3 separate regions of the Mus musculus genome follow, and all the other regions are linked to region 1. A link is a loop called in an ENCODE intact Hi-C map of the cell type or tissue named here. Cell type or tissue: left cerebral cortex. All regions are shown on one strand. Each heading gives the region's core, and the rest is flanking DNA. Links, peaks and the distances in the headings are about the cores only.

What was found. A loop is a pair of places that touch in the nucleus more often than their neighbours do. Peaks named below come from ENCODE experiments on the same cell type or tissue, not always from the same donor. Only the 100,000 strongest peaks of a DNase experiment are listed, where the experiment ranks them.
Region 2: a loop joins it to region 1, with 2.2 times the contacts of the local background. A loop is called at or near these places in 7 of 42 quality-filtered maps.
Region 3: a loop joins it to region 1, with 2.5 times the contacts of the local background. A loop is called at or near these places in 4 of 42 quality-filtered maps.

Annotation. Positions count from the first base shown.
Region 1 is chr5:120,949,422-120,959,514 of GRCm38, forward strand. Rph3a (rabphilin 3A) reads right to left here. Exons shown (of 22, transcript NM_011286.3): 9 at 10,074-10,093; 10 at 9,838-9,990; 11 at 6,476-6,562; 12 at 5,964-6,023; 13 at 4,984-5,175; 14 at 2,641-2,720; 15 at 891-965. It overlaps Gm32185 (a long non-coding RNA gene), which reads left to right and starts at 870. Exons shown (of 2, transcript XR_387678.3): 1 at 870-1,177; 2 at 3,091-3,347. In left cerebral cortex, for the core only: a CTCF peak has its summit at 4,742 (motif pointing right); a DNase peak (open chromatin) is centred at 4,742.
Region 2 is chr5:121,121,856-121,131,948 of GRCm38, forward strand. It overlaps Ptpn11 (protein tyrosine phosphatase, non-receptor type 11), which reads right to left. Exons shown (of 16, transcript NM_001109992.1): 16 at 8,678-10,093. Among named protein-coding and RNA genes, the nearest start is that of Ptpn11, 64 kb to the right of the region's middle. In left cerebral cortex, for the core only: a CTCF peak has its summit at 4,411 (motif pointing left); DNase peaks (open chromatin) are centred at 3,916 and 4,397; H3K27ac peaks cover 911 bases.
Region 3 is chr5:121,144,711-121,154,803 of GRCm38, forward strand. It overlaps Ptpn11 (protein tyrosine phosphatase, non-receptor type 11), which reads right to left. Exons shown (of 16, transcript NM_001109992.1): 7 at 9,720-9,816; 8 at 7,765-7,844; 9 at 7,502-7,660; 10 at 4,393-4,524. Among named protein-coding and RNA genes, the nearest start is that of Ptpn11, 42 kb to the right of the region's middle. In left cerebral cortex, for the core only: no CTCF peak of the experiment used is centred there; a DNase peak (open chromatin) is centred at 6,174; H3K27ac peaks cover 1,024 bases.

The sequences.
Region 1 (10,093 bases), core at 1,826-6,825:
GCAGCAAAAGTCACCAGTGGGTTGGAACAGGAGAAGGGACCAAAGTTAGTCACAGACAGGAGTGGGCATGTCCTTGACTCAAAGACAATGATAGGACAAAGCATGTGTGTACATGTATGTGTATATATATGTGCACATACATACATGACTGTGTGTATATGTACATATGCATGCACATATACATGTAGGTATGTTTGCATGCATATGTGCATGTGTGTACATACATACATACATGCACATGTGTGTATGCATGTGTTTAAACATGTATATATGCATGTATGTGCCCTCTCTTACCTTATTAGGTATTTTAAACTCACAGCACTGTGTAACAGGCACTGACTCAGGAACATACAACCTTGGGCTCCCCCTCCCCGCTAAGACACCCATGCTACCTCTGACACAGAAAAAGCAAACCAGCAGAGTCAGAGAGGCAACTCCCAATTCCAGTTCCCACTTTTTTTTTTTTAATCCCAGAGCTAAGAAAGGCTCTCGGGGGAGCAGGGAAGAGCAGGGCTCACATCCCTCCAGCAGCACAGTAGTATCCAAGGACTTAGCCCTAAACCTTGGAAAAGATGCTGCTGCTGCCTCAAGAGTGTGTGTGTGTGTGTGTGTGTGTGTGTGCGCGTGTGTGCATCTGTACACACATGTGTACACACATGCACTGGCTGTGACTAGCTAAGGGGCAGGCAGAATGAACCAGCACTGGGGCCCACAAACATATTTGCATGTGTGTGATTGCTCCCTCTTGGCCTCTGGCAGCTGCTGCCCTCCAGAGTTTTGTCCTGGGGGCGCTGCCCCTCACTCCCACTGTGAGGGCTATGCCCATTGTGAGATGGGGTGGGGGCCTCAGGCTCTGAGCTGAGCCCGTGCAGAAGCCAGGGCCTGAGTACCTTGCTGGCTCCAGGCAGCAGATGAAGCTTCACATAGGGATCTGCCAAGCCATTGGAATCCATGGGCTTCAGTCCCTGCAAGAAGAGGAAGAGGCCTGAGTCCACCAACCACAGTAGGCGATGGCACCTGTCTCACCTGGTGGGGACAGAACAGAAGGATGCTGTATCATGAAGATAGTGCTGGCATCAGGTGCTGAATTGAACGACTTGGCACTCCCTAGCTGTGTGGCCTTAGGAAGCTTTCTGTGCCTCTCTGATCATGGTTCCGTGCTGTTGAGTGGAGGAATGTGAGTCTCTTAGGGAATGGAGGGGACATCCCAGCATAGCTAGCAGAGAAGGGGAAGCTGGGGGCAGAAGCACTCCCAAATCCAGAGCCTGACCTTTGCATTCATTTGAGGCCTCAGTTTCCCCACTTGGAGAGTGAGTCTTTATCTCTCCTCAAAACCTGGAAAAGGTGTTTGTATTTTATCATCATTTTCTGAAATGAGCTAAGCTGGCCTCACTCACCTGAGCAGCCCTCAAGCTCTTGTAACTCAGGTATACTGTCCACTCCACCCAGGCTGAGGCAGGAGTCCTGCCCATGACCTCAACTTGCTCATCTGTGTGATGAGGCCATTGTGTCCACAGGTTGGTGGGGTTCAGGGAGTAATGAATGAGATCTTGCCTTTGAAGATGAACCTCATCTCTCCAGGGATATAATCCCTGGCATTAGCTTTCAGGCCTCAGTTTCTCCATCTGACTAATGGGGCTAATAAAAATGCCTCCCTTGTCTGATCACCGAAATGGGTGGGAAGAGAGAATATATATACCTGAGCATTCACTACGAAACCCGCTACACTTCAATAAGTGCATGCTAAAGAAATGGCTTTGGAGGGAAGGTAGACTGATGTAGGACTTGCTTTAAGTATATTGCCTCTTGTTGACCTTCCCAGTGTCTCAGACTGGGACATTTGAGGAGTCAAATGGAGGCTTTATCATTTCTACTGCAGGCCAGCAGGTACAGCAATACCCATAGACGGCCCATCACTTTGTACCCTGTTTTCCCAGTCAGTCTTTGGGGAAGGACACTACTGTCACCCCCAGTGAGCCAGAGAGGGTTAGCCACTCCCACCTGCCCCTAGTAGCACAGCAGCATGAGGTGGCTTTAGCCAGCATCTGCTCTGGGGAAGTCTGGTCCAGATCTTGCTGGGTTTTCCTGGGGTCCCAGACTTAAGTTCATCTTGGGGGGTTCCCCCAGGATCTGGAACCATCCAGTTCATCATCTCCACACACCCCAAAGCCGTCTGCGGTGCCTTCCTCCCCTTCCCCATGCCCTGCCCCCCTTACTATCCACAGCCACACACACACACACACACACACACACACACACATACACACACACACACATTGCTATTCCTGCTGGACAAAGACATCAGGAGAAGAGATGGAAAACCTAGAATCACCAAGTCAGGCTGTCATTAAGTCTTGGTAATACCTGCAGTGTTCCCTCTGGGATGCTGTGGGTAACCTGGGCAACCCTCACAGCTGAGCTGCCACCACTCTCAGAAGCAGCCACAGGACCATTCCTAGAGGAAGCCCCCCCCCCCCACACACACACCACCACCACCAAGGAAGTCTGCCATGGCTGACGACAATCCTGTTCTCATCTCTGTCATTGCCACAGGTCAGTGATGGTGGGAGCTGAGCCTGGGATTCATCTTGACCTGAGTCTCTTAGGAAAACCAGAGCCTCCCTAGGGATCCCCACACACCTTCGCCCTGATGATGGTGCACTGCAGGTTGCTGTTGTCTTGGTCATAGAGAAGGCTGAATTCCAGGGCACCCAGTGTGGCTGCAGGCAACAGAAGACAAGAGTCAAGCGAAGCATTTGCTTAGTCAATTCACGAGCATTTCCTGGGTGCTTACCAATGTGTCTGGCCTCAGCTAGACACTGGGACCACAGAAGAGAGGGAGGGCAGGCCCTGGTCTGATCCTCCATCTATTCTGGCAGATCTCTCTCCTTGGGGGTCCTTCCACCATCATTTATAAATGTGTTTACTTAGTGACTTCATCTCCTGACAGATTGAGGTTACCCTGAAGACAAGGGCTGGGATGGCTGATTGACCACTACGTGCCCCTACTGTGTGCAGGGCACATAGTAGGTATTCCCGTGTGTGCTGAAGGAATGAATGAAAGTCAGTGTTTGCTGTTTCCCTTCCTAGGAATGCTCTCCCACGTCATTCCCGCGTGACTCATACCCTCTCAAGCCCTCCAGCTTGGCTCAAGAGTCACTTCCTAGAGAAGCCCTCCCTTAAGCAGCCACTGGAGAGATCACTCAGCCTGCGATGAGCTCATTCATCGTTGGACTCTTTCTCCCCTGTTGCGTTTTGCCCTAATGTCCTAGTGCCTGGAGCAGCTTGAGTCTCAGGATGCGAGGTCAATAAATCCTCGTCCATGACAAAGATGAGCCAGCAAGGAACAGAGAGAAGCCAAGCTTGCTGTAACCAGCCCTGCAACTGAGCATTCGTCAGGGCAGCCTGGAGGCTCGGAGAGGTCACACTTGAGAGACAGGTGACTGAAGGATCATGGAAGAGCGGCCAGGATAAGGACCAGGGAGGGCAGATACGGAGTGCTGTTGAGGCTGACAAGACAGGTGGGTTCCCCTCTCAGGCTCCCCTCTCCCTTCCCTGAGACCACAGATCCCTGACTCTGGAGAGCACCCGTTACAACAGGGACAGCTGCTACAACACACAGTGTGGCCCTCGAGGGACTGGAGCCTTTTTTCACTTGATAGCTGTGCTGGTATTTTCACTCTCTAGCTGTGCTGGTTGGTTTGTGACAACTTGACACAGGCAAGAAGGGAACCTCTATTGAGAAAATGTCTTAACAGACTAGCCTGTAGAACATTTTCTTAGTGAGTGGTGCCACCCCTGGACTGATGGTCCTGGGTTCTATCAGAAAGCAGGTTGGGTAAGCTACGAGGAACAAGCCAGTAAGCAGCACCCCTCCCTGGCCTCTGCATCAGCTCCTGCCTCCAGGCCCCTGCCTTGACTTCCACTCATGATGTATTACAGCCAGAAGATAAAACAAACCCTTTCATTCTCAAACTGCTTTTTAGACATGGTGGGGTTTATCACAGCAATAGAAACCCTAACTAAGACACTGGCCATTTCAGAGACATAGGGAGCCTTTCCAAGACTATATGTAGAACGAGAAGAGAGAAGGTCCTGTCTCCGTGCACTAGGGACGGGAAGTAGGAAATGTGATGGCCCTGGCTGGAGGGCTCCATCATTTGAATAACATAGCTGCCATTACTCCTGTGTGCTCAGCCCAACACAGTGTTGTCCAAATTTACTAAAGCACTTTCCCTGCAGTGCCTTGGTTTACCCAGCCATCAGCTTACACAGGAAGCAATACAGATTAGTGGGTCCCAACCAGGTCATCCCACCTCCCAGTAGCACCCATCCTGGCTGTTTCAGTCATAGCAGAAGAAAAAGCCCTATGTGGTGAGGGGGAGGCGTTCACACATGTATGTGTGTGTGCGTGCATGTGTGTCCTTGGCCCTCTGTGTCTGAGTCCAAGAAGGACACAGTAAGCACCTAACAAATCATTGGGTGGATGATGTCCCCGTCATGAGGGGGAAGAATGACTGCAGATAAAGACATACGTTAGACACAGAAACTCGCGCCTTTGTGGGGCTGTAGGCCACCAGATAATTCTGTTTGGTAGCTGGCTGCCCCACTGAACCTCAAAAAACAAAACGAAACAACAAAAAAACAAAAACAAAAACACTATAGGCTTTAAGTGACTCAATGACTCTGCCTCCAATGCGCTTTAACCCATGAAATGTGTAGTTCTGACACTGACCACATGGTGGCGCTCACTGGCCACCCCAGCGCTGGTGAGTTACTGGGTTTATCTCAATGGTAGAGCCCTTTCCCTGCACACTCAAGACCCTAGCTTTGATCTCCAGAACCAAAGGATTTTTAGGGTACATGTGTTAGCAGTTAGGGGGCATCTACAGACCCTAGAATCCCATTTCTGCCCCCTTGGGTTCAGTTTCTGGAAGAGTTTTCCCAAATGCCCCCCACACCCCACACCTCGGAGCCACCTACTTGCTTCATCAGAGTCATAACTATTGGCTTCTTCCTCCTCCTCCTCCGCAGGTGGTGGCTGGCGAGCAGGGGCTGCCTGGGAATAGGGGGCTGCAGTGTGCGGCGCTGCCTGGAAGCCCCCCGCAGGTCCTGTCCTCTCCTCTCGGGCTGGGGCGACAGCCCCTGGATAGCCAGGGTCACTTGGAGGAGCCTCTGTGGGGAGAAAAGAGGCAGTGTTGAGTCTGTCATAGCAATTGGCTAGAGAAAGCTTCTGGAATGCAGGTTCCCAGGCTGCACTCAGAATGAAAGGCAGGCCCTGGCGTTCGCAAGACCCGGGCTAAGGGGGTAATTCGGATAAGACCCAGACAAGACAAACCTCACAGGGGTGAATCAGTGGTGTGGACTCAGCTAGACAGTATGAATCAGCCTCAGCTGTGTGACCCAGGGCCAGTTACTTAACATCTCTGAGCCTTAGTTTCCTTATTTGTAGAATAGGAGTTACCCAATCCAGAGTTGTTTCTATGGCAGTCAATATTAGTTGCATTAAACCTTGAGAGTCCGTGAAAAACAAGTTACCATGTAACCATGACAACCAGGCATCTGAGACCTGCCTGTATGTGGGTCCAAGTAATCACTGTTCATTTATCCTGGGCCAAACACACTTCAGGCTCCACAAAAAGTGTTTTGTTTCTTAAGCTAATTTTAAAAAGTGTTTTAGTTGGTTTAATCATCACAACAAGACTATGAAGGAAGTCTGAGCCTGACTCCCACTTTATAGAAAAAAACCCTAAAGCTTAGAGAGATTTAGTCACTTGCCAGGAGTCACACAGCAAGAAGGGAAGAACCAGGGATGGTACCCAGCAGGCTATGCTCTGAGCCACAGAAACTGGCTTGCCAGTGGTCAGAGGTTTAGAAAGGAGCTGCTTCAGCCTGGTCAGACCAGTCTTGGTGACAGCCTGAGTAGATGTGATCCTGTAGAGCCTGGGACATTTCACACTTGCCTGTGCTCTGCTCCGGAAAGCGTCCTGGCCCAGGAGTGGCCCTGCTGCCCCCAGGGGGCCCTGCAAGGGGAAGGAAAGGGGGTGGTGATGAAGACACACTTCCTGGGTATCTGTCCTTCCCTCTCTTCATACACAGGCTAGACTGAAAGCAGACAATGGTGTGGAGAAGTTCCTGGGGATGTTAGGAACTGTCCCTCTGGGGGGGGGGGTTACTGGCATGGGAGAAGCCCAGGTTGAACCTCAGCTTGGAGATCTCCACCACCCCCCAACCCCCGGAGTCCCCACTTTTACATCCTCCTCTGAGATGTGGAGGAGTTACCACAGGGAGCCCTGTCCCTTCGTGGTGGACAGGATGCTCCACCCAGCCCTCCCTCTGCCAAAGTCCTGCTCTAAGTGGGGTCTCCTCCATCCCCAGGGTCTAAGGAGAGAGCTCAGAGCTCAGCACTACAGAGCAATGGGACCGTGGTCACCGCTGCGGGGCACAGGGCACATGGTGGCTTAGTGGCTGGTACCTGGCTGCACCGGCTGAGGAGGTGCTGGGCTTGGCACTGGGGCTGGGGCAGGGCGGGCTGCCTGGACTGAGTTAGCTCGCCTCAAACCTGCATGAGGAGGAGAAAAACAAGATAATTCACACCACACATACATGCACACACACACTACACATACACCACACACATGCATGCACACATACACACTACACACACACCACACCCATAATATACACACACACCACACACATGCATGCACACATACATACTACATACCACAGGCACACACACACACCACATGCATGCATGCACACACATAATATACACACACCACATGCATGCATGCACACACATTACACACACCATACACACTACATATACCACACGCATGCATGCACATACAGTATACACACCACACACACACACACACACACACATCATACCCCCACATGCATGCATGCACACACATAATACACTCACATCACATGCATGTATGCATACACATACACCACACACACACACTACACACACACACTACACACACACACACTCGTGGTGCGCACTCCCTTGAGGCTCCCCTGGATGCTGTCCTGCTCTGCTCCCAGCCCTCCTCTGGCCCCTCTGTCTTCTTCTCAGTGCCCAGAACCTCTGGGCAAATCTCAGCAGAGTTATTGAAAAGCACAGGTAAGCTGGGTGCAGGGAGGCAGGCCTGCCATCATACTCCAGTGGCTGAGGTAGGAGACTTGCAATTTCAAGGTCTGCCTGGGACACAGAGTGAGCTCAAGACCAGAACCCATCTCAAAATAAAACAGTAAGACGGGCCCATGAGTTCAGATTAGTGCGGTGTGCTTGCCTAGAACCTGCCCCCATGAGTTGCCGATGGGGGTAAGGGAGATATTACATGCAGAGAGTTTAGCCATGTGATCAGTGCAAAGCGGGTGCTTGTGCCATGAGTTAGTGTCACTGATGAATCCTGATACCATCCATAAAGAGAATTGATGAGCCACAATAAGGGGTGGCTCTCTGTGAGTTTGAGGGCAGTCTGGTCTACATAGTGAGTTCTAGGCCAGCTGCGGCTACATGGTGAGACCCGATCTCAAAAATAAGAAGCAAGTGAACCAAAACCAGCAGCTTGCCTTAGATGCTCGTGCCTATAGCACTCAAAAGAGGGTGAGACAGGAGGATTGTTGTGTATACCAGTCCAGCCTGGCTACACCAGGAAGCCCTGTTTCCAGAACCAACTAGGCAAGCAAGCCTAAAACGCAAAACAACTAAACAAGCCAGATAGTTACAAGTGTTGTCGAAAGTATATAGAAACTGGGTGGGTTTACTATCGACAGAAATGTAAAAGTAGTCTGTCTACCTACATAGGAAACAGGATGCTGGCTTCTTTTTTTAAAAAAACAAAAAAAGTTAAATATAGAACTGCCCAACTTTGGGACATTCTCGCTTGTAAGTCTCTACTCCAAAGGCTTAAGTGGATATTTGTCTGAGGTGTTCATAACAGCACAGTTCACAACAGCTAAAGGTAGAGGTAGTAACAGCCTAAAGGCCCTTGGTCTGAATGGATAAATAAAATGTATGTCTATTCAATGGAATATTACACAACCTTAAAAGGGGAACGGCAGCCTGAGAAATGCTCGCACATGGATGAACCTTGAAGGTATAGAGCTCTCAGTGAAGTGAGACAGATGGCAAAGGAAAATGCTGTGGGATTCCACTGAAGTGTGTCAAATTCACATGTAAGAAAGAAGAGAATTGGAGGTTCTGGGGAAGGGAAGAGATCAAAGAGAAGTTACAGTTTGATGGCTACAAAAATCTCAACTTGAGATGAGGGAACATTCCGGAGGTGGATGGTGGTGATGGTTGCATGACATTGTGAGTGTGCCTGGTGCCACCAACCTGCATGTGAAGAATGGCCAAAGCAGTGAATTAAATATAGTAAATACTGTATGTTTTGCAAAATCAAAAAGCATGGTCAATATAAGCCTCACCTCTGGAAGAGAAAAGAGATCGGGAGTTCGGGGTTAAATAGATTCTGGTTTTCACTCACTGTCAGCTGTGTAGCAAGAGTCAGAAGAGCCATCACCTTCCTGAGTCTAACTTTTATGTCTGTAGAGTTGGGATGATGAAAGTCTCCCACTTGCCTGTCGGGGCTGTAGCGAGGAGTCCTTAAAAAGTTCTGGGAGAAAAGCTCTGAGGAGTGTCTGATACACAGTAGATGCTCTATAAAAGTACTCTGGTGGTCAGGCCTAGGACTCTGTCCTCTGTCCTCTGTCCATCTGAGCCCTGGGTTCACCAGCAGGTGTGGGCAGCAGATGGTAGGAGCCCAACCCTACTGTCAGGACGGAGGGAACTGAGCTTAGCTGCTCATCAGGCTGAAATGTCCACACAGGCTCATGTGTCGAGTACCTGGACTCCAGTTGATGGCTCTATTCTGGGAGGTGGTGGAAACTTTAGGAGGTGGAGTCTCACTGGAATGAACTAACCACTTCCTGTCAGCCACTGAGTGAGCTACTCAGCTCTGCCCTCCTCTCAAGGACAGGCTGAGACCTCTGATGCTGTGAGCTAAATTCTTCTTCCCTTCTTTGAGGTTCTGTCCTTTATCCTGACACGATGGTGAGGGAAATAAAAAGCTACAATTTAGGGTGTGAGTACTGAGGCAGGAGTGAGGGTGCCCACTTGTAGTCCCAGTGCTTGGGGTCTGGTGCTGAGGCAGGAGGATCATGAGTTCAAAGCCTTCTTGCACAGATAGTGAGATAACTTCTCTCTCTCTCTTTCTACAAGTGCATGTGTGCATGTGTGTGTGTGTGTGTGTGTGTGTGTGTGTGTGTGTGCATGTGTGTGTGTGTGTGCTGGTGAGTAGATACCAGAGATCAATGTGGATCCTGGTCACTGGGACACCACACTGAGACCCATCCCCTCGATATAAAAACAGGGACACTCTCCTGAGGCTCAGACACTGGCTCACAAGAAATACAGACCCAGGCTATTAAAGTCAAGCTGCCAAGATTCTCCTCATCAGGTATTTCAGAGTATAATCTACTGGGCCATGATGGTAGCACCTGTCAGCCAGTTATGTCCTGGCCACATTATCCTATCCATTGACACTGACAGCTGAGGCCACAGGGGAAGGTAATTAAATGGACGCTCACTTTGCTCAACGCCAAGTGACCTTTCCTCTCATTCCGGGAGTCAAGCAAAACAAAAACTCATGTGTTCTTCATATGCCATTTTGGGTCAAGAAGAGTTAGGATCTCAGTTACGTCTGGAGATAGATTTGTATGACTCCTTGAGTATGGACCAGAATAAATGATGCAAACATGGGAACAAAATATGGTATACAGTAGGTGTTCAATAAAGGCAGCAATGCCCACCTTGCTCACCTGCTGGGCTACGGCTGGTGTCTCCAGTACCCCCACCATGGGCATGGTCCCAGCCCTCAGAATCCCGGGCGGCTGTACTCATCCGTGCCTCAGAGGCCCTACGCGTGGGAGGCCCATGGCTTCCTCTCCCAGGAGCAGAGGTGAGGTCAGGGCCTGTAAGGAGAGGCATGGCTTGCACAGAGAGAGGGAGGTGGTAGAATGGGGTCCCAGAATGGGAGACAGTTGACAGAACCCACCTGGCTTCTGCCCTGGGGGC
Region 2 (10,093 bases), core at 1,838-6,837, 170 kb after region 1:
TCCTCACACACACACACACACACACACACACACACACACACACACACACACACACACACAAACACACCACTAGCTACAGCCTCTTGTCTACTGAAAAGGCTCAGACTGCCCCAGGGCCTTTGCACATGCCAATCATGTAGGATACAAAGATGGATAGATAGATAGATAGATAGATAGATAGATAGATAGATAGATAGATAGATATAAATAATAGATATATAAATAAGATAGGTAATTATGTCCTACCTTTCTTAATGGCTTCTAGCTGAAGTCCAAAAAGCTCTTGCGGCTTAGTCGTGGCTGCCAGGGCAGGACACAGGAGACTGAGGTGGACACATTGCTTCCTGTCAATCCCATCCACAGTTCCTCTCTGCTACCCCAAGTGGTAACACCAAGGCAAACACCAGTCAGACCCACCAAGTCACATTAAAACAGCAGACACTGTGGGCCAGGCTACTGCCAGGGACCATATTGGTGCCCATGGCCCCTGCAACTGCAGAGGGCTGTGTTGAGTGATGCCTGCGCTCTAGACTGCTATCAGAGACCAGGCTGAGGTCTGTGGCATGTGCTGACACTGGAGACTATGTGAGTGCTCACGGACCACGCCGTCATCCATGCCTCCTGCTGACTGTAAAGACGAGGAAGCTCCTTCTGCAGTGGCTGACTGGGTGCAGACTCAGTTGAGAAACAGGGACACAGAAGGCTTCTGCGACAACCCACCCCATGCTCAGAAAGAAAGTAACAGCCTAGAGAGCCATGGACGAGATCTCTTAAACACTGTGATATGGATGCTGAAGTGAAGCTCTCAGTAATCGGTGGCTTCAGGCAGGGGTGCAGGTGGGGAAGGACTCTGTTTTCTTTAAGGGGTTGGCCACCAGGAGTCTGACCAGGCTCCAGTGAGTATATGGACAAGAGAAACTGGATTTCTTTTTCTTCCTCTTTTTCCTCCTCTTCCTCTTTTTTTTTTTTTGGTTGGGGGGGGGGAGTTAAAGGGTGGGGGTGGGTGCAGGAGGACTGGAAAGTGTGATCAGGGTCCATAATGTGAAATTCCCAAATCAAAAAAAAAATTTATGTTGGAATTAAAAAAAAAAAAAAAAAGCAGACACGTACAGGCTGAGAGAGGCTCAGTCGAGAGAACTTACCAAGCAAGCATGAGCACCTGAGGTCAGCTTCCACCTTGAGTGCTGGAATAGCACACATGTTCCACTGTGCCCAGTCAAAAAGCCAATGGTTTCCCTGGTTTGCTACATATTATTAACTTTGCCTCTGTGCATGTATGCATGCATACATGTGTGTGTGCACATTCATGCCTGATCGTGTGTGTGTGTGTGTGTGTGTGTGTGTGTGTGTGTGTGTGTGTGTGTGTAAGTCAGAGGACAACTTACAGGACAATTCTATCCCTTCACCATGTGGGGCTCAAACTCAGGTCATCTGGTTTGGCAGCAAGTGACTTTACCTGCTGATCCATCTCACCGGGCCAGAGAATCATTTCCAAAACAAAGTTTTTGTTAGGAATGCTGGGTGGGAGCCTCCATTTGGTTCTGTCTTTCGCAAATGTTTTCTGTCCCATCCTCTTAGCTCACACTGGATGGAAAAATGGATGATTAATAATCTTGAGAGAGAGCCGTTGGCACCATTCACACGCCAGCTGCTATTATGCAAAATCGTTATTCAGATTATGCAAACAGTGTCCTCTCAGAGGGGCAAACTTGCTCCAAAGGGGGTGGAGGAGACCATAGGAGGAAGAGGTCTCAAAACACAGGCAGAGGCTCCTAAAGCCTTGGAGCAAGCAGGGATGCCACTCCCTACCTGAAGTTGCTTCAGCATCTTCCGGTCACTTGGACCTTGCCCAGCCCAGTCCTGGGAAAGCAGAAACAGGCAAGCCCATTGGGCAAGCTCTGGGCCCATGAGAGACCCTGTCTGAAAAACCAAGCTCCTGACACCCAACACACACACACACACACACACACACACACACACTTTAAAAACTGCCAGGCTCAAGGAGGGGGAATGAAACCAGTTGATAGAGCTGCCTCTGGCAGAAAGTGAGCCACTTAGCTCTCCTCTCAGGGTCTGGGTTCCTTGTCTCTAGAAAGAATTAGGGTTGGGCATGGTGGTATAAGCCTGTCATCCCAGCACTGAAGAGGCTGAGGCAGGAGAATGGCAAGTTTAAGAGTGGCCTGAGCTATCTAATGAGAGCTTACCAAGAAAGGAGGAGGAGGAAGAGGAGGAAAGGAAGGAAGGAAGGAAGGAAGGAAGGAAGGAAGGAAGGAAGGAAGGAAGGAAGGAAGGGGTGTAAGAATCCAAAATCGCCAAAGGAAGACCCCAGACTCAGTATGCAGACAAAGAGATGCAGAAACATCCAACATGCAGGGGTCAACCATTCTCCAAATGAGGAGTGCAGGCCTTCTTATGGGGAACCAGGGGGACTCTGCAGAAGGATTAGGTAATCTAAAATTTCACTGGTGGGTGCTAAGGGGGGTCACAGGTGGTCAGTGGTCGCATTCCTAGGTCATGAACGTTTAACCAGAGGATGACATGGCCCGTTCTGAGATATTTCCCCATTTTGTGGTTATGCCCAGGCTGTTCTAAGAGAGGGGGTTTTATGACCTTGTTTCTGGTTTTTATGGTCTGTTCCTGGAGCTGGTGTCTCAGAGCCTTCTTTTCAAAGTCAGGGCTGGTCCTTAAATGGAGACAAATGGGGTTCATGTTGTCCTTTCAGGGGGAGGAAGAAGAGGAAGCAGATGCAGAGGATGGGGAAAGGGGAGCTTTCAGTTAGAAAGGGAAAAGGAGGGGCAGAGGAGGAGGGGAGGGAAAGGGAGGAGCAGGGGAGGGAAAAGGAGGAGGAGAGGAGGGGAGGGGAGGGGAGGAGCAGGGGAGGGAAAGGGAGGAGCAGAGGAAGAAAGGGGAGGGGAGGAGCAGGGGAGGGAAAGGGAGGAGGAGAGGAGGAGGGGAGGGGAGGAGCAGGGAAGGGAAAAGGAGGAGGAGAGGAGGGGAGGGGAGGGGAGGAGCAGGGGAGGGAAAGGGAGGAGCAGAGGAAGAAAGGGGAGGGGAGGAGCAGGGGAGGGAAAGGGAGGAGGAGAGGAGGAGGGGAGGGGAGGAGCAGGGGAGGGAAAAGGAGGAGCAGAGGAGGGAAAGGGGAGGGGAGGAGCAGGGGAGGGAAAGGGGAGGGGAGGAGCAGGGGAGGGAAAGGGAGGAGGAGAGGATGGAAGGGGAGGGGAGAAGGGGGAAGAGGGGAGGGGAGGAGGGGAAGAGATCCATTCTATTAGAGCAATTTCATGCCTGATACTATAGCAGATTTTAAAAGTTATGGGTTTGGGCGTTCCACCGGCATCTATGTATGCATACTGTGCAGACACAATGTCAAAGAAGGCCAGAAAAGGGGGGCATTGCACTCCCTGGACCTGAAGTTACAGACATGCTGGGAGCCAAATCCTGGTCCCCCAGAAGAGCAGCAAATGTTCTTAATTGCTGAGCCATCTCTCCAGACCCCATACCTGAACTGTAAACCAGGTCAACAGCCCATGACTTGGGGTAGGGGACATCACCAGGACATCCCATGTCCCTGAACATCGTGTCACCAAATGCAGGGCACATTCTACCCTTCAGGGGACAAACATAAACACGTAATCAAGGATCTTTGTTGCAACTTCTACCCCATGCTCTCCCAATGTGCAGGCAGCAGAAGCTAGAGGTAGGGGTGCTGCCACGCCCCAGCACAGGAAAGAAGGCACCTAAGGTGCCATGTGGGACCTGCTTCAGTATGCCGACAGCAACAGCGGAAGCTCTGTGAATGAAGACAGACGCGACTTTCTTCTGAGCCTAGAAATCTGTCAAGGCTCAGACATTCGCAGCTCCCGAGAAGACTAATTCCAGCATCTTCCTCTTTCCGTTGCCATCTCTTCCAATGGTTACAGGGATCTGGCAAGTGCTTTGGGGTTCCACACGCTGGTGTGGTGTCTAAGAATATCTAAAGCTGCTTCCCAGGCATCTGCGAGGTTGCCTGCCTTGGTTGGTTTATTTGGTTTTATTTCAATACTGTCTTTGGATCCCTGTCTGCTCTGTGAGCCCGGATACCGAGTAGGCTTCAGATCTGATCGCCAACGAGATGGCTCCAAAGCCAAAGGAGCTTGTCACCAAGCCTGCTGAACTGAGTTTGGTCCCCAAGATTCATGTGGCAGGAGAGGACTGAGTCCCACCAACTGTCCTCTGACCTCCACATGCATGTGATAGCACATATGTGTTCCCCACCCCCACCCACATATACACAAATAAATAATGTAAAACATAAAATAAGGCTCAGAGTTTGAGAACATTGGCAACAATGGGATGTGATTCCCAGAACTACACGGTGGCCCTCAACCACCTGTAACTCTGGCTTCAAGGGATCCTGGAGCCCTCTTCTGGCCTCCACAGGTACTGCAGCCATGCGGCAGACATAAATGAAATTTTAAAATGATTTTTTTCATTTTGTTTTTCAAGACAGGATTTCTCCATGTAGCCCTGGCAGTCCTAGAACTAGCTCTGTAGACCAGGCTGGCTTCAAACTCACAGAGATCTCCCCACCTCTGCCTCCTTAGTGTTGGGATTAAAGGTGCGAGCCGCCACCACCACCTGCAATAAATTTTTTAAAAATAAAATAAGCTGGGCCCCATGACACTCAGGAGGCAGAGACAGGCAGAGTTGGAGACCAGCCTGGTCTACATAGTGAGGGCTTGTCTCAAAACATTAATTAATTTTAACTGTGTAAAATAAGAATTCAGACCCTCACCTCCAGACGAACTGGCATAGGATTGGCCATGATTTTCAAGAACATTTACCTCCACAGGCAAATCTGCTTGTACATTTGTTCTCAAAGTACCAGAGGACAAATGGGTGTCCTAGCAGCTTCAAAAAGCTGCACACTTAGAGCTGTTGCTCCATGGCAGATTGCTTGTGCCACTTGTCCAAGGCCCCGGGTTCCACCCTCGGAGCTACAAAAGGAAGTTTGGAGTCAGGAGTGGTATTACGTGCCGGTAATGGTAATTCCACCACTTGGGGAATAAAGACAGAAGGATCAGGAGTTTAGATTCACCCTCAAGTTGTTTAGTGAATTTGAAACCAGCCTAGGTTATATGAGAACCTGGTCCCAAAGTTAGGGGAAGAAAAGGAAAAGAAAGGGGAAAGGGGAACGGGGAACGGGGAAAGGGGAACGGGGAACGGGGAAAGGGGAACGGGGAACGGGGAAAGGGGAAAGGGGAACGGGGAACGGGGAAAGGGGAAAGGGGAAAGGGGAACGGGGAAAGGGGAAAGGGGAAAGGGGAAAGGGGAAAGGGGAAAGGGGAAAGGGAAAAGGGAAAAAAAGGGAAAAGGGAAAAAAAGGGAAAAGGGAAAAGGGAAAAGGGAAAAGGGAAAAGGGAAAAGGGAAAGGAGGCAAGGAAAAGAAGAGGAGGGAGGGCAGATAGAACTGATCAAGGGCAGAAGTGGGTCCTGAGACCGAATTGGCCACAGTCCAGAAGAGAGTGACCATTCTTTAGCTGGGAGGGTCCAGTGAGCCTCCCCCAAGACCATCATCCTCTGCCTGGCTCTGCTCTGGGAAGCTGAACTCTGTGGGTCACAGGAGAAGGTCCCTCTGAGCACATGCCTGTACCCCTGCCTCTTAGCCCTCTTGACATAGCAGTGGATTAGGACAACGCAGCTAGAGTTGGAAAGGGAGGAAGGGACCGCCAGGAACTTCTTCCTCTCTTCCGCACCACCTCTTTTAAGCCCAAAGTCTCTGCTGAGGGCATTTTCCCTGGCCCAGGAACCTCCCACTTCAACCAAGTGACAGAATCTATATTCACATCTTCATAGCTGCACGGTGCCTCTCAAAGGCAGGAACACTAACCTGTCTCGGGACTGAATCTTTGCTAAATTGAAGAGGATTTGAACCCCAAATTATTTTCAGTATAATTATCATAATTTCAGTATAAAGCTGCTGTTTCTGCTATTGTGGTGGCAGTCATCTTTAATCCCAGCACTGGGGAGGCAGAGGCAGGTGGATCTCTGAGTCCAAGGCCAGCCTGGTCTACAAAGTGAGTTCCAGGACAGCCAGGGCCACATTCTGAGATTGTTTGAAAGCAAAATAGAACATGTTCTACCCAGGGAGAGGAAACATTAGAGCATTTGTCCCTGAACTGCAAACAGGCTTTGAAGTATAGGGTTACTTCCTTGTAACTATATTTTTTTTTGGAAGAATTATTTTATATACTTGAGTACATTGTAGTTGTCTTTAGACACACCAGAAGAGGGCATCAGACCCCATTACAGATGGTTGTGAGCCACCATGTAGTTGCTGAGAATTGAACTCAGGACCTCTTAATCACTGACCCATCTCTCCAGCCCCCCTTGTAACTTTCGATTTGCCTGAGGAAGACCTTGAACTCCCATCCTGCCTCCACCTCCCAGGATTACAACCTTTGGTTTGCTGGTTTTCTTAGATTTAAAAGACATGACATTCTTTTACATATTCCTGGGGTCAGAGTGACATTTCAGTCTGGTAGACACTGTGGTCAGACTGAGACAAACGGCGTTGCCATCATAGGAAACATTATCATCATTTCTTCACATCAGGGAGTGCGCAAATCCTTGCAATTAGCTATTCTGAAATACACCATTAATTGCTGTCAGCCACAATCATCCTCCCGTGCTACAGAACATTAGGTTCCACAGCCCCCATCACACTGCACCCTGAGCTCATTCATCATTTCCCCCCGTCCTCCGCAGTATGCATACTTCTGATCAGAATGGTACTCGGGATATTAAATATTTAGCTGGGCCTCACGTGACATGGAAAAAAAAAGCTGTGGTAACTGTGATTTGACAAAATTGGGAGGAGAGAACCTCGACTAAGGAATTGCCTCTGTCATTCTGGACTGTGGGCAGACTGAACTATAGTTGGGCCCAGTCTACTGTGGGTGGTGCCATCCCTAGGCTAGGGATGCAAAGGTGGGGGGTGGGCCAAGCCAGAGAGCGAACAGAGAGCAAGGCAGCAGTAAATGGTATTCCTACGGTGTCTATTTCAAGCTCCTGGAATTCCTGCCTTGGTTTTCCCTTGATGATAGATACTGTCTGCCAAATAAATCCTTTCCTTTCCAAGCTGTCTTTAGTCAAGGTGTGTATCACAGCAAATGCAGTTTCTGGAATCTGGACTAGGTAGGGGAGGGGCATCTGCAGTGTAAGCTCCAGGACCAAGGACACCAAGCAGAAGTGAGATGGGACCACACAGCAGGCACTTGGGCCAGGAACTTCTCTGTGGAATGGCAACCTAGTTTAATCCATGGCCTCCTCGCTGTAGAATTTGGCCCTTCAAGCAAAACAGCCGCCATCTTCATTGGATCAGCCTGCTTACAAGTCCCTCACATGTGGATTCTGTATGGATTGTTGAACCTCCCTCAGAGGCAAAGCGTGAGAAGCGCCCTCAGTCTCCCTAGCCTTCCACTGGCAGCTCTTAACTTGAGATGGCCTCAAGGTCTCAGCAGCTGCTAGGGTACAAAAGGCTGAGGAAGGTAACTGATTGGGGCTCCATCTATGCAGTTATCCAGAGCCATCACCCATGCTGGGTGTGGACTCCAGGACCACCCACATTGCCAGTCACCCCTCAGCCACACTCTGTAAGGTGCCCAGTACTTCACTGGCCGCCCAGAGTGAACTCTGATGAACTTGTACTCTGGTTTGCCATTGGGACTGAATGAGACAAGGACAAGTACTGAGCGTGTCTCCACCGGGGAAGCACTGCTCTCACCTGCTCATCTTGGAGGGGCATAACACCAGTAGGCTCTTTCACAGCGGCTCTAAAAGGATGTCACACTGCCCACCATGTACAGCCCAGGATCTCAGGAGAATGTGAACTAAGGCAAAGGGGCCAGGAGTCGCCCGTTCTGAGGTCTCCCGGCTGCTCTTCCTCACCCCATCAGGTCTCAGCCCCCTCAGGCACCTTCAGTAGTAACATCCCATTAACTCCCTCTGACGTGTGGCCCGGGAGGAGTGGGCATGCTTCTCCTGGCTAACTGGTACCATGTCAGGTGGTTTTGGTTATTGCTCACCTGTCTGGCATGGTTCACAGCCTTGCATTTAAAAGGCAATCTGTATTTTCTGGAGAGTCACATGCCTGGGTAGATTGCATCATTTTCATGATGCACCTGGGCTAGACCCTAAGGCCCATGACATGTTATAGTGTAAGTACCCCCAATGCCTTCCCCTCCAACAGAGAACAAACAAGTACCTACTTGGGTGGTCATGAAGTGATTTCTTCCTGTCCAGAACACGCTGAGGTCGGAGGGTGGGGGCCTAGAGCGGGCGGGCACGGCTCAGCAGCAGGAAGCCTCTCTGTACTGCTGGGCGGGCTCAGTGATGAAGACAGAACCCTTGCTTTGAACATGACTCGTCCTGGGAACACCAAGGTTCCCAAGAGCAGTGCTGTCCCTCGGCATAAACACCTTAACACTGCTCAGCCAACCCTGTGTCCTGGTCACTCCCACAGTTTGGGTCTTTATTCCCTCCCAAGTCCTTCTGGGCAGAGCTCCTGCCTGTCCTTAGAGGCCACTCGCTGCAGTTCTGTGGCTCCCACACAGAACCTGGGATGACGGGCCAACTGAGCCACCGTCCCACTTCTTCCCACCACTCCTTCCCCACACACGACAACAGACCAAATGACAAATACTGTAATACAAGAAAATGATTTTATTCTAATTTTTAGTTCCAGACAGCTCACAAATCCACTGCCTCTGACAATACCCAGAGTATATGCAGATACACTCATGGCACAGCTGGGGAAACTTGAGGTTTCTCTACACAAACTATTCTGTTAATGTCGCTTAAAAATCCAGACTACATGATATGCGTGGGCAAAAAGTCAGCTGAGTGCGTCTCTTGACACTAAAGTGTATTAAACAGCAAACAGCCAACCCTTACATGATTCACACCAAAATGATGACACCCAAAAACACGTTCCTTTTAAAGGACAGGTCTATCAGTAAAATATTATATTTCTTTAATACTCTGCCTGATGGATGCTTCATACGCTGTGGGAAAGCTAAGTGTGAGTCTGGCCATCGGCTTCTTGGATGGGCCTTTCCCACCAGCTTTTATTAATCAGAGTCACAATTAGGTCATAAATAAACAGGTATATTATTAATCCCATGATTGAGGTTTAGGAAGAGGAGTTGTGAAAACTACTTGGATGCACAGCCAGGTTCTACAGCACCAACAGGAACTGCTCTCTGCTTCCTGTGCCCTCAACACCCCACAAGAGCAACAGCTGCTAGTGACTGGGGATGCAGTGAGCTCTACTCGGGAGCTTCCTTCCAAGAAAGGGAAAGGGTTCAACAAAGCAGTGGGCTAGCACAGACCCTGAGACAGGCGTCTGAAACTAGGACAATGTAGAACGAGCCCACACTTCTGCCTGTGCTTCCTTCCCGAGCGCATCTGCCCCAGTCCTGTCCCAGAAACAAGGCTTATATTCTTGGACTCCCACCAAAACCCCTAGAAACAACACTGAGCACCTCTGAGCTGCTGACAGCACCACTTCCTAACCCCAGTCTTCCATTAGAAAGGCACCAGCTGCAATGGCAGAGGCAACCTGGGGCCTCAGGAAGGCTGCACACCCATGTGACAAGCATTACGACTCTCAAGTATAGCTTTCTAGAAACCAATACCATGTGCTAGACAATGCCCCACCCCACCCCCTCCCCAAATAGAAAAATCCTATACTTCTGATTTAAAGGCTCAGCAGTGAGGGGAGACTCGGGTCACATGCAGCCTGCTCGATGCTGGCCCTGTGCCTCTGACCTGCTCATGAGCCACCTGTGCAACTTCCACTCTCGCTGTCTCAAATCCACACCTCCCATACCTCATCTTCCCAGACACCGCACCGCACAGCACACAGCTGAGACCCTGCAACCACCTTCCATAACACTGACAGATCTGGGACACCTAGGGATTCCTGTTGCCCTATTGGAATGACAGCTGGCTGGCTTCTGGGGGGAATCCAAAGGAAAACACTTGCTGTACCGAACACAGGGGGCCAAGGGCAGGTCTCTGTTCCAGGATCTCAAGCTGCAAGTAGAAATGTTAG
Region 3 (10,093 bases), core at 3,466-8,465, 200 kb after region 1:
ACAGAATTAAATAAACCAAAGGCTGAGGAGCCACGGCGGCTGCTGACCTTTCCTGGTGCCTTGCAGATGGAAAGCCACTCTCTGGTGCCCAGGAGTGCTTCTTTGACAATCAATGGGTCAGCCTGGAAGGAGCACCTGCCTGTTAGGAGATCCAAGACATGGAGCTAGGCAATTTGTAGCATCTTCTGGCAAAATGTAGCCAAGGCATAGTCCAGAGTCATCAGAGCAGGCCATATTCCCCAACGTCCTCAGTCAGGCAGCACTCAACTTCAGAGCCGCGGAGGGCCCTAAGGACTGCAGTCTGTCTTCCCAACTAGCAGCCTGGCAAACTCTAGCTCCCTCGAGCATCTGCCCTTGCAGCCTCATGCAGGCACCCACGTCCATTACAGCACTGTCACAGCCAGACAACAGGCTTTGTGAATTAGATGGTGAGGCTTGGGCTCAAATCCCAGGAAGCCCCTTACTGCAGAGTCAAACCCCCAAATGCATTTGCAAAGACCTGTTTCTCACACAGAGGGTTAAAGCAGCTAAACAAAGGCCCTCCCAGCTAATGGAAGTAATGGTGAGGACTGAGAATATCCTGGCTGTTCTTAGCTACAACAACAGCAAGGGATCAACAGAGGCACCAGGACCACTTTGACCACAGAAGCTCAAAGCTGGACCAGAGGAAAGGAAAGGAAGAAGAGAGGGCGGGAAGAACAGAAGCTCAAAGCTGGCCTGGAACAGCCACCAGTGACTTTCCCACGGAGACAAGCCAGGAAACACTAAGGAAAGGGAGAGGGGCGGGGGGAACGACGAAAGAGAGGAAAGGAAGAAGAGAGGGCTGGAAGGGCAAAGATATGAAGGGGAGAGAAAGGAAAGGCAGGGGTCAGAGGGAGGGAGGGAGGCTTCAATATCCACCAATGCTGGTGAACTTCCTTACATCCAAGGGTGCTTGCTGTGATTAAAAAAATCTCCTGTGTGCTACATGCACTTAATCTGCTGATGTCATGGAAAACTAACCTTGTCGTTACTAAGTGATTGAAACCCAGGCAACTTCATGGGTCACAGACAGGAGGCCAGTAAGAGAAACAGAGCATGCACTGCCACACTGCACAGCAGCACCCCTTCTTAGCCAGGGCATCTCTGTACATCAGTGCTGTACAGTAGGTGACTTGTCATAGCAAGGCGGGAGCCAGACGGATCCATGTTAGCCTCTATGCCAGGATAAGAGCGCAAGTGTGCCGCCATCTCCCACACCTCCCTCTTAAAATCTCCTGGTACACAAGATGGAGCAAGCCCTGCAGCATTCTCTGTATCCAGAGACAAGCCACACAACACACATTCCTTTCAAAGGAGGGAGGGGGTGTTGAGCAAGATGAACAGCTTTTTGCTAGCACCAAAAGAAAGAAACTGCCTGTCTGCTACTCAGAAACACTGACAAGCCTGACAGTTCATCATGAGATGTCACAAGAGGGTTGGCAAGGCAGCTCAGTGGGTAAAGACACCTGCCATCAAACCTGACAATCCCAGAGAACCAACTCCTGAAAGCTGACCACCACGGGTGTGCCAAGAGGAACACACCTCCTGTGGCTTACACACACTATATACACCCCCTCAGAGAGCACAGGAAACAGAGCCCTTTCTGCTCACCATCAGCCCTAGGCTCTCCTCCTGCCCTTCCATCTTTACAGGGGAAAGCTTTGGTCTGGAACCAGCCTACCCACAATACACTGGGTCACGGCCCTCTGCCAAGCCTCCCTGACAGCTGCCCTGCTGTCCCTCCTGCAGCCTACTCTGCAAGTCTGGAGGCTACAGGGTCATCCTGTGCTCACCCAACCATCACTTCCACTACAAGGATCCCAAGCCAGCCTCTGCTATCCCGGTCCCCTATGCTCCCCCAGCCAACGTCCACCATCTCACTTCATCTCACCGCTCTAGGCAGCATCTGCCAACTGCTCCTGAGCTCTCCCTGCAGCGGGCTCATCCCCTCCAGTTCTGTGGGTCAGAGAATGAGTGCTCAGTACCGGCTGTGGCTGGCTAAGTGAGTATCAACTTCCTTCCCTGGCCCATCTCAGCACACAGCACCCTTTGACTTGGCCCTAACTGCACTCTATAGTGACATATCAGGGCATGTGATTCAACATAATCTGGACAGTGGAGTGCAACTGAGAGAGCAAGACAGCACCTGTGTTGTCTGTCCCCAGCAAGCAGCACAGTGCTAGAAACATATGTGCATCATAACTCTCCTGACACCCGATGGAGATGCCTGCTCAACAGCTCGGCTCAATGCGTCCACACAGCAGCTGTGCGTCTGGCTTCTCGCACTGGCCACAACAATGCTGTCCACTCAGACTCATGGCTCTGAGACACCTTTGGTCTCTTTTTTCCCTCCAATAGCCAAACTGTCCCGACCCCTGCACATGACTTTCCAGTGACCTGATCCTCACTGCTTCCATACCATTCCCAACCAAAGGAGTAAGCGCAGCAGGAAAGACCACTGCTGGAGACATGCAGAACAGGTCAAAGGCCTAGACCAACACAGAGGCCTCCCAGAACACAGCTTTACATGTGCTCACTGGGCACAAGAATTGAGACAGGGGGCTGGAGAGATGGCTCAGCGATTAAGAGAACTGACAGTTCTTCCAGAGGACCTGAGTTCAATTCCCAGCAACCACATGGTGGCTCACAACCATCTGTAATGGGATCCGATGCCCCCTTTTGCTGTGTCTGAAGACAGCGACAGTGTACTCCTATAAAAATACATAAATAAAACTTAAAAAAAAGATTGATTTAAAATAATAATAATTAATTGAGACAAGTTCCAAATGGTGGATAAAGCTCAAAGCTCTTAATATCCTCAAACCACATGGCAGAGAGAGAGAACCAATTCCCATAAATGGTGCTCTAACCTTTGCATACATACATACAGGCATGCATGCATGCACACGCATACACACACACACACACACACACACACACACACACACAAAATAAATGTAAAAACAAGTAAGTAAACTTTAATACCCAGGAGCCAGGTATGGGGGCATGCCTTTAATTCCAGCATATGGAGACAGAGGCAGGGGAATCTCTTTGAGTTTGAGGCTAACCTGGTCTATATTGCAAATTCCAGGCCAGGCAGATAATCAAAATAAAAATCCTCAGTCAGTCATGGTAGCACAGACCTTTAATCCCAGCACTAGAAAGGCAGATGCAGGAAGATATCTGCGAATTTGAGCCCAGCCTGTCTCTGTAGCCAGTTCCAGGTCAATCAGGGATTCATAGTGAAACCCTGTCTCGTAGTAGTAGTAGTAGTAGTAGTAGTAGTAGTAGTAGTAATAGTAGTAGTAGTAGTAGTAGTGGTGATCTTATTTATAATACTAGTAAATGTTATAAATAATAATTAATTTATTAATTTCTAAGGCTATTTCCAACAAGACCTAACCAAGAGTATTTCTGCAATACCCTCCTGAAATTCTCCTGCCCAGTCAGTATCCCATTTTCCTGCAGTCAGGCTATCAGGATGTGGCTCAGACAACGCCTGTGCCCAAAAGGTTATGCAGAGGCCCAACCTCACGCCAGCTGGAGAAGCCACACTCAGGTCACCTCAGCCTGAAGCACAGCTATCTAAGTGTAGGGCTTCTCAGCATACCTGACTTTAATCCATGAGGATAAAAGTAGATTTCTTAATCTAGGAATCCCCAAAGAAATCAAACAAGGCCCTTGTAAACACACAACAACATGACTCCGAGCCAGCCACTCCAGGACTAAGCCTGAGCCACAGGCCATGGAGAAGAGCTCCAGCACTAACCTTGCTCACAGACTTGATCACAGCCTGGGACGGTAGCTGCTCCCCTACCTGGAGCCTGTTCTTCTGCCTGCATGCACAGCCCCTCTGGCTGGCAACTCAGCAAGTGTCACCTCTCAGAGGCCCTACCTACCTACCCTGTGTCATGTCACAAGAGTTGAAGGCTGCCAGGCAGTGGTGGCACACGCCTTTAATCCCAGCACTCGGGAGGCAGAGGCAGGTGGATTTCTGAATTGGAGGCCAGCCTGGTCTACAGAGTGAGTTCCAGAACAGCCAGGACTACACAGAGAAACCCTGTCTCGAAAAAACAAAAACAAACAAAAACAAAAAACAAAAAAACAAAAAACAAAAAAAGAGTTGAGGGCCAGGAAGCTGCAGTTACCCTTACCCCCATCTCTCCACGCTCTGTGAGGGCAGGACCTATGCCTGCCTTCCTCACAAGGGAAGATAGTGGCAAACTGGGCTCAACAGCTATGAGGCACCCGACGTGGCGCTCAACCAGTGAGTGACAGGACACAGGACAAAGGTTGAATGCGAGCAGAGTACCACAGTGACTTCGAAACATGGACAGCTACACAGTGTCTAGAATACGACAATATACTTACTTGTCCGACCTTAGAGAGTTTGAGCTCTCGTAAAGTGTAGTCATGGGCGGCACTTTCTTTGACGTTCCTAACACGCATGACCCCGTATTCTTTGAGCGCATACTCATCAGGCCAGTACTTGACACATTTGCTCTGGAAGGAACCACAAGGAGCCTGTTAATTAATGTCCCAAGCCCTAGTGAAAATCCAGACCTGCAATGACCAATCATCCCAGGCCTGCTGGTGACAGCAGCAGGAGGCTCCTCCTGGGACAGGAGCCTGCCTCTATCCTCTAGAATGCCAACAAGAGAACAATGCAAATGAGCAAGGCAGGCCACAGGGGGGAGGGTAGGAGGTGCCGCAGGTTGGCCAGATGCCCACCCCATGCCCCACCCACTAGCTACCAGATCAGAGTCAACACCTGCTTATTCAGCTCTGAGGATAAAACAGGCAAAGTGGGAGGGACTGCCCCCAGGCAAGCAGAACTTGCAATTCTAGCATTCTATCAGTTGTTCTGAGAGGACAGGCAGATGGCTGACACTGTCCTATCATGTGTACCTGGATTTCTCTGAACAGTATGAACAGCTCACTCAGAGGGGCAGCCAGGGTTCTGGGCCAGCTGCTTTCTCTATATCCAGACTCATCTGACACCAACCACACACCAGCTTCCCAAAACCAAGAACACAGTCTGCAATGGCTGTTGGCTTCAAGAACAGATTGGGGGGGGGGGGGGGGGAGCTGGGGGCTGGGTGAGATGGCTCAGTGGTTAAGAGCGCCGACTGCTCTTCCAAAGGTCCCGAGTTCAAATCCCAGCAACCACATGGTGGCTGGCTCACAACCATCCGTAACAAAATCTGATGCCCTCTTCTGGAGTGTCTGAAGACAGCTACAGTGTACTTACATATAATAAATAAATGAATCTTGAGAAAGAAAGAAAGAAAGAAAGAAAGAAAGAAAGAAAGAACGAACGAACAGAGGGGGGAAGCACACACCATTATTGATTTATGTATTGAGTATTGGCACTTGGGAAGCAGAGGCAAGCAGGTCTCTGTGAGCTCAGGGACAACCTGATCTACATAGCAAGTTCCAGGCCAGCTAGAGCTGCATAGTGGTACCCTGAACAGATAAACTGAAAGCTGAGTGTGCACACTTGTAGTCCCTGAAGACAGAGGCAGGAGAATCACTTCCAGTGTAAGTCTGGATTGCTCTACATAGTGAATAGCAGGCCAGCCAGAACTATATAGCAAGATCCTGTTTCAAAACAAACACCAGGGCAGGCAGCTGAGAAAGAAGTAACAATGACATAAAGGTAAGAAGCCTTGTCCAGCCGAGGAATGAGCCTGTGTTATCTCCAAGAGGAACAGTTCCATCATCTACCAATGATAAGTCCAAGACAGAACATGCTCTGCTTCTGTCTTTCTGGAAATCGTCACACTCACTTTCTAAAACCACCCATGTGAACATCAGCAAGGAAAGTTTACATCAAAGTCTAGAAATGCTGAGTAACTTACAGGTGGTAAAAAACAAGAGGACAGCTAGCTACAGAGCTTAGTAACTAACCCAGAAAGGACCCCGAGACAGAAGGAGCAGCTGATGGAATATGTGATTTTTATTCTAAATTCAGCCTTTGCATTTGACCGTCTGGTAGGATTTCTATCACTGCCAACGTAATGGTGCTGTTTTCTGACCAATCAATTCAAGGATTGCTCTGGTCACTACAGAGGCCTCAACAGAGAACACAAAACCACCCTGCCTTGAAAAGAGACATTTCAGCTGACTCACAGCACCTGCGGCCCTCTGCTTAGTGGTTTGCATGTTGCAGGACTGCTGCGTAGGAGAGCTGCCACAATCTGGTTTTGCTTCTGTGCAGTGAGGGACACAGGCTGTAAACAAAGGCTGTCAAGAGACTCCAGAACTACTGTGCACACTCCCAGGGTGACATGAAGGACTGGGTCAAGGAGGTGAGGACTGGAGCTGAGCACAGGCACCAGGTACCATTCTGCCCAGGCTCTCTGCTCTGGAGTTTTCAACTGCACTTCCAATGGTGGCTAGCCTGATTCCTCTGTTACGAGCCCATGTCCTCTGTGCTAGATGAACTCTGACCTTTCCATCAAGCAGAAAGCAGGAACTGGGAAGAGCTGTAACTGAGAAGAGCCCAGGAACTCAGGACACCTAACATCACTGCTAAAGGCATGCAAAAGTACACCAACCAAAACCCTGCACCATCACTTGCCTCTCAGTTGCCAGGCTCAACTACCAAGAGCCCCACCTGTCTCAGGTTAGCTTCTAAATGTGACTATGAAATTGCACTCAATTTTATGTAAGGCAATAGAGAATATCCAAACAAAAACTCTAACCAGAACACAATTAAAATCCAAATATCAAAAACCTATAAATTGTGGCACACGCCACAAAAGACACAGATGAGCAAAGCACATGTCCTGGCTCAGACAAAGGAAGAGATCCAAGACGACACCACCATGTAGACAGGGGCTAAGGGAGTGGCACTAAGGAGCCTTCTGTATGGGTTCCCTCAAAACCAACTGAGTGGAGTGGGGACATTCCACAGCGCTCCATGAACTCCAATCAGAAAGCACCAATAAGCACGCTGGACCCATGGGTGCTCACATGCATCCCAGCACTTAAAAAGGTAGGAGCATTAAGGGGTTCCTTTAAACACCAGTTTTTTCTACATAGAGCTCAAGGCTAGGCTGAACATAAAACTCTGTATCTTTGAAAAGAAAAAGTTAGAAAAGAGGAGGAGGAGAAGGCAAATAAATACACACACTGAGACCTATCCAGTCCAGCCTTTTTTTTTCCAGAGGATCAGCCAGACCCACCTGACACATTCAATATTTTGTTGTTTGTTTGTTTTCTGAGACAGGGTTTCTATGTAGCCCTGGCTATCTTGGAACTGCTCTGTAGACCAGGCTGGCCTCAAACTCAGAGATCTGCCTGCTTCCTTGTCTTTGGATGCTGAGATTAAAGCCAAATACCACCACAATCCAGAAACACATTCCATAATTTGAATAGTAAAGAATACTTTATCAGATGCTGGGCACACAGAGCCCAGAGCTTGGGGGGTGGGGGTGGGGGGGTGGGGGGGGTATCAGAAAAGATAAGTGTGTACCTTCCCTCTCTCCACTTCCTTTGTGGTCATGACAATGACTCGAGAGTTCTCCTGGAACACCATCCGCCAGAAGTCATTCACCGTGTTCTGCAGGCAGCCTTGAGTGGCAATGTAACTCTTTTTGGGTTTGGAATTGTTGCACTTGGTCTCAAACTCAGGCTAGAAGTCAGGAAGAAAAGCCTTCAAGCATTTGAAAGATGGTGTCATTGGTATAAAGAGGCTTCCAACACATGGCCAGAAAATATAGCCAAAGTCAAGCTTACCATGATGATGTTTGCATTAATGTAATCAGAAACAGGCTCATTGGGATCCCCATCATGCAGAACGACCCTGGTATGATCAACTGAGGAGAAAGAGATGACAGCTGTCAGTCCTCAGCTTCAGCAGAAGCCAGCGGGGCTCAGGCCAGGCCAGTCTAACAATGACTTCCACAGGATCAAATCTCCAGTCAGCACATGTGCAACCTGCCACAACACCTCACTTTCCTGTCTCGGTGATGCTCTGGGGTACAGGCACTGGGTATGAGAACCATTTATGCTATCTTCATAACGTCTTATGGATCCAAAATCATTTCAACCCAAAAGGTTTGGGCTCCTGTTTTTCTTCCTATCTGGGTTTTGGTGACAAAGGTAGGGATTAAACCCAGAGCCTTATACATGCTAGACAAACAGTGTGCCACTCAGCTATATCCCCAGCTGGTTTCTGGTTTTAAAAAGAAGACTAAAGTACTAACAATGACATCTAAGATTTTCAAAGCCACCTAGGGAAAGAGAGGTGGGCCTGAGTACAGACGAAACAAGGCCACACAGGAGCTGGCTACTCCTGAGGCTGGGCAACAATATGTCAGCTTTTGTATGTTGATATATTCCACATGTTCTATAACAAAAGGTTTCTTAAGGAGACAGAGTAAAATACAGTGTTTGTAAGACAAGATTCATAAAGTATGAGTTGTCTTAATTCTGTACAAAAATACATTATCAGTATAAAATTCTGAGTGCTCTATCAAAACCAACGTAGTTTACGATGGCAATCAGAAGCAAGGCTGGATGTGTTTCATAGATAGAATTTTGATCTTCTGCCTCGTCCCCCATCTTTAAAGAAATAAGATGTGCACTCATAGGACGGTGCAGGCCTGGAATCCCAGCTACACAGAAGGATGAAACGGGAGAACCACAAGTTCAAAGCCCACCTGGGTAACTTATGAAACTGTCTCAAAAAAAAAAAAAGGATTTAAGAAAGGGGTTGGTGATGTAGCCCTGGGTTCAATCACCAACATTTAAAAAAAAAAAAAAAAAGGAAGGATCAGAGGACACACTGATTGATTGGTGGCTAGCACAGCAGCAGACAGGTCATTTGAGAAACAGCTGCACTTTACAGTGAGAACCTCCTCTGAGGGGGCGAAATTTAGAAATAAAAAGAATGAGGTCCTCCAAGCCCCCAGGACCCCTATTCAGTTCCACGTGATTCTCTGCAAACTCTGGTTTGCTTGTCTCATGAAAGCAATGCCTCCTCCCCTACACAAGTCAGACAGCCATGTGGAATGAACACGAACACACACACACACACACACACACACACACACACACACACACAGGCGCGGGTTTCTGACCAGGGCTGGGGCTGTGGCATGGTGGCAGAGTGCTCGCTCACCCTGAGTGGTGAGATCTGCCCTTCACTTTCCCAGTGCTCAGACAAAACAAGTGCCCTGCTTTCATCTACACAGTTCTAGATTAGGTAACATCAAAATGTGCAGCAGCAGAGTGAGCGCCAGCCTGTGCAGTGATGGGGTCCTCACTAAAGGCCCTAGCGCCCTGCCACCGTGTGTATACTACAGGGGGCTCAGCTCTGGGTGTTCACAAGGTCCCTTGTCGCTTGTTCTGAGCCAGCAGAAGGTGATGATGAGCCCAGTAGGCTCTCCTTTCTCCGAATGGGAAACAGAGGCCCAGAGGAGAGGCACCTACCTCTAACTCACAGATTTGTCAAGAGGAGCAGAGACACAACTCAGCCCATGAGGCACTTGCCTGAGTCTGACTCTCGAGACACGACGAGCCTCAAGGTTGGTATATGTAGGTAACACGACCAGGAGAGTACCACAGAGAGCCGCTACTTAGCTTTCCTGGCCTCGGGAGGGCATCAGTCCCATCACGACTGGTTATATTAGCCAGCATGTGACCCCAGCGCACATTGGCTGCTACTGAGGCAGGAGACAGATACTCACAGGGCAGGATGTTTTTGTATCTGTTTTTGTTTTTATTTTCTTGTCTCTGTCCTTCTTTTCGGCTATAGAGAAGTTTGCATTCCTGTTGCTGGAGCGTCTAGAAACAGAGAAGAGGAAATGTTATCATGTATCAGACGTGCTCAATAGAGCTGGAAGTCAAATGGCTCACATCTGAGACCTGAGCTCAGTCCCCACAAACTACATGTGAAAGAGAAGAACATCTGAAAGCTGTCCTCTGACCTCCACACACACACACCATGGTACGTATGAGCCATCCATGCGCGTGCGCGCACACACATATACATACACAAGTAAATCAACAAAGGGAGGGAGGGAGGGAGGGAGGGAGGGAGGGAGGGAGGGAGGGTGGGTGG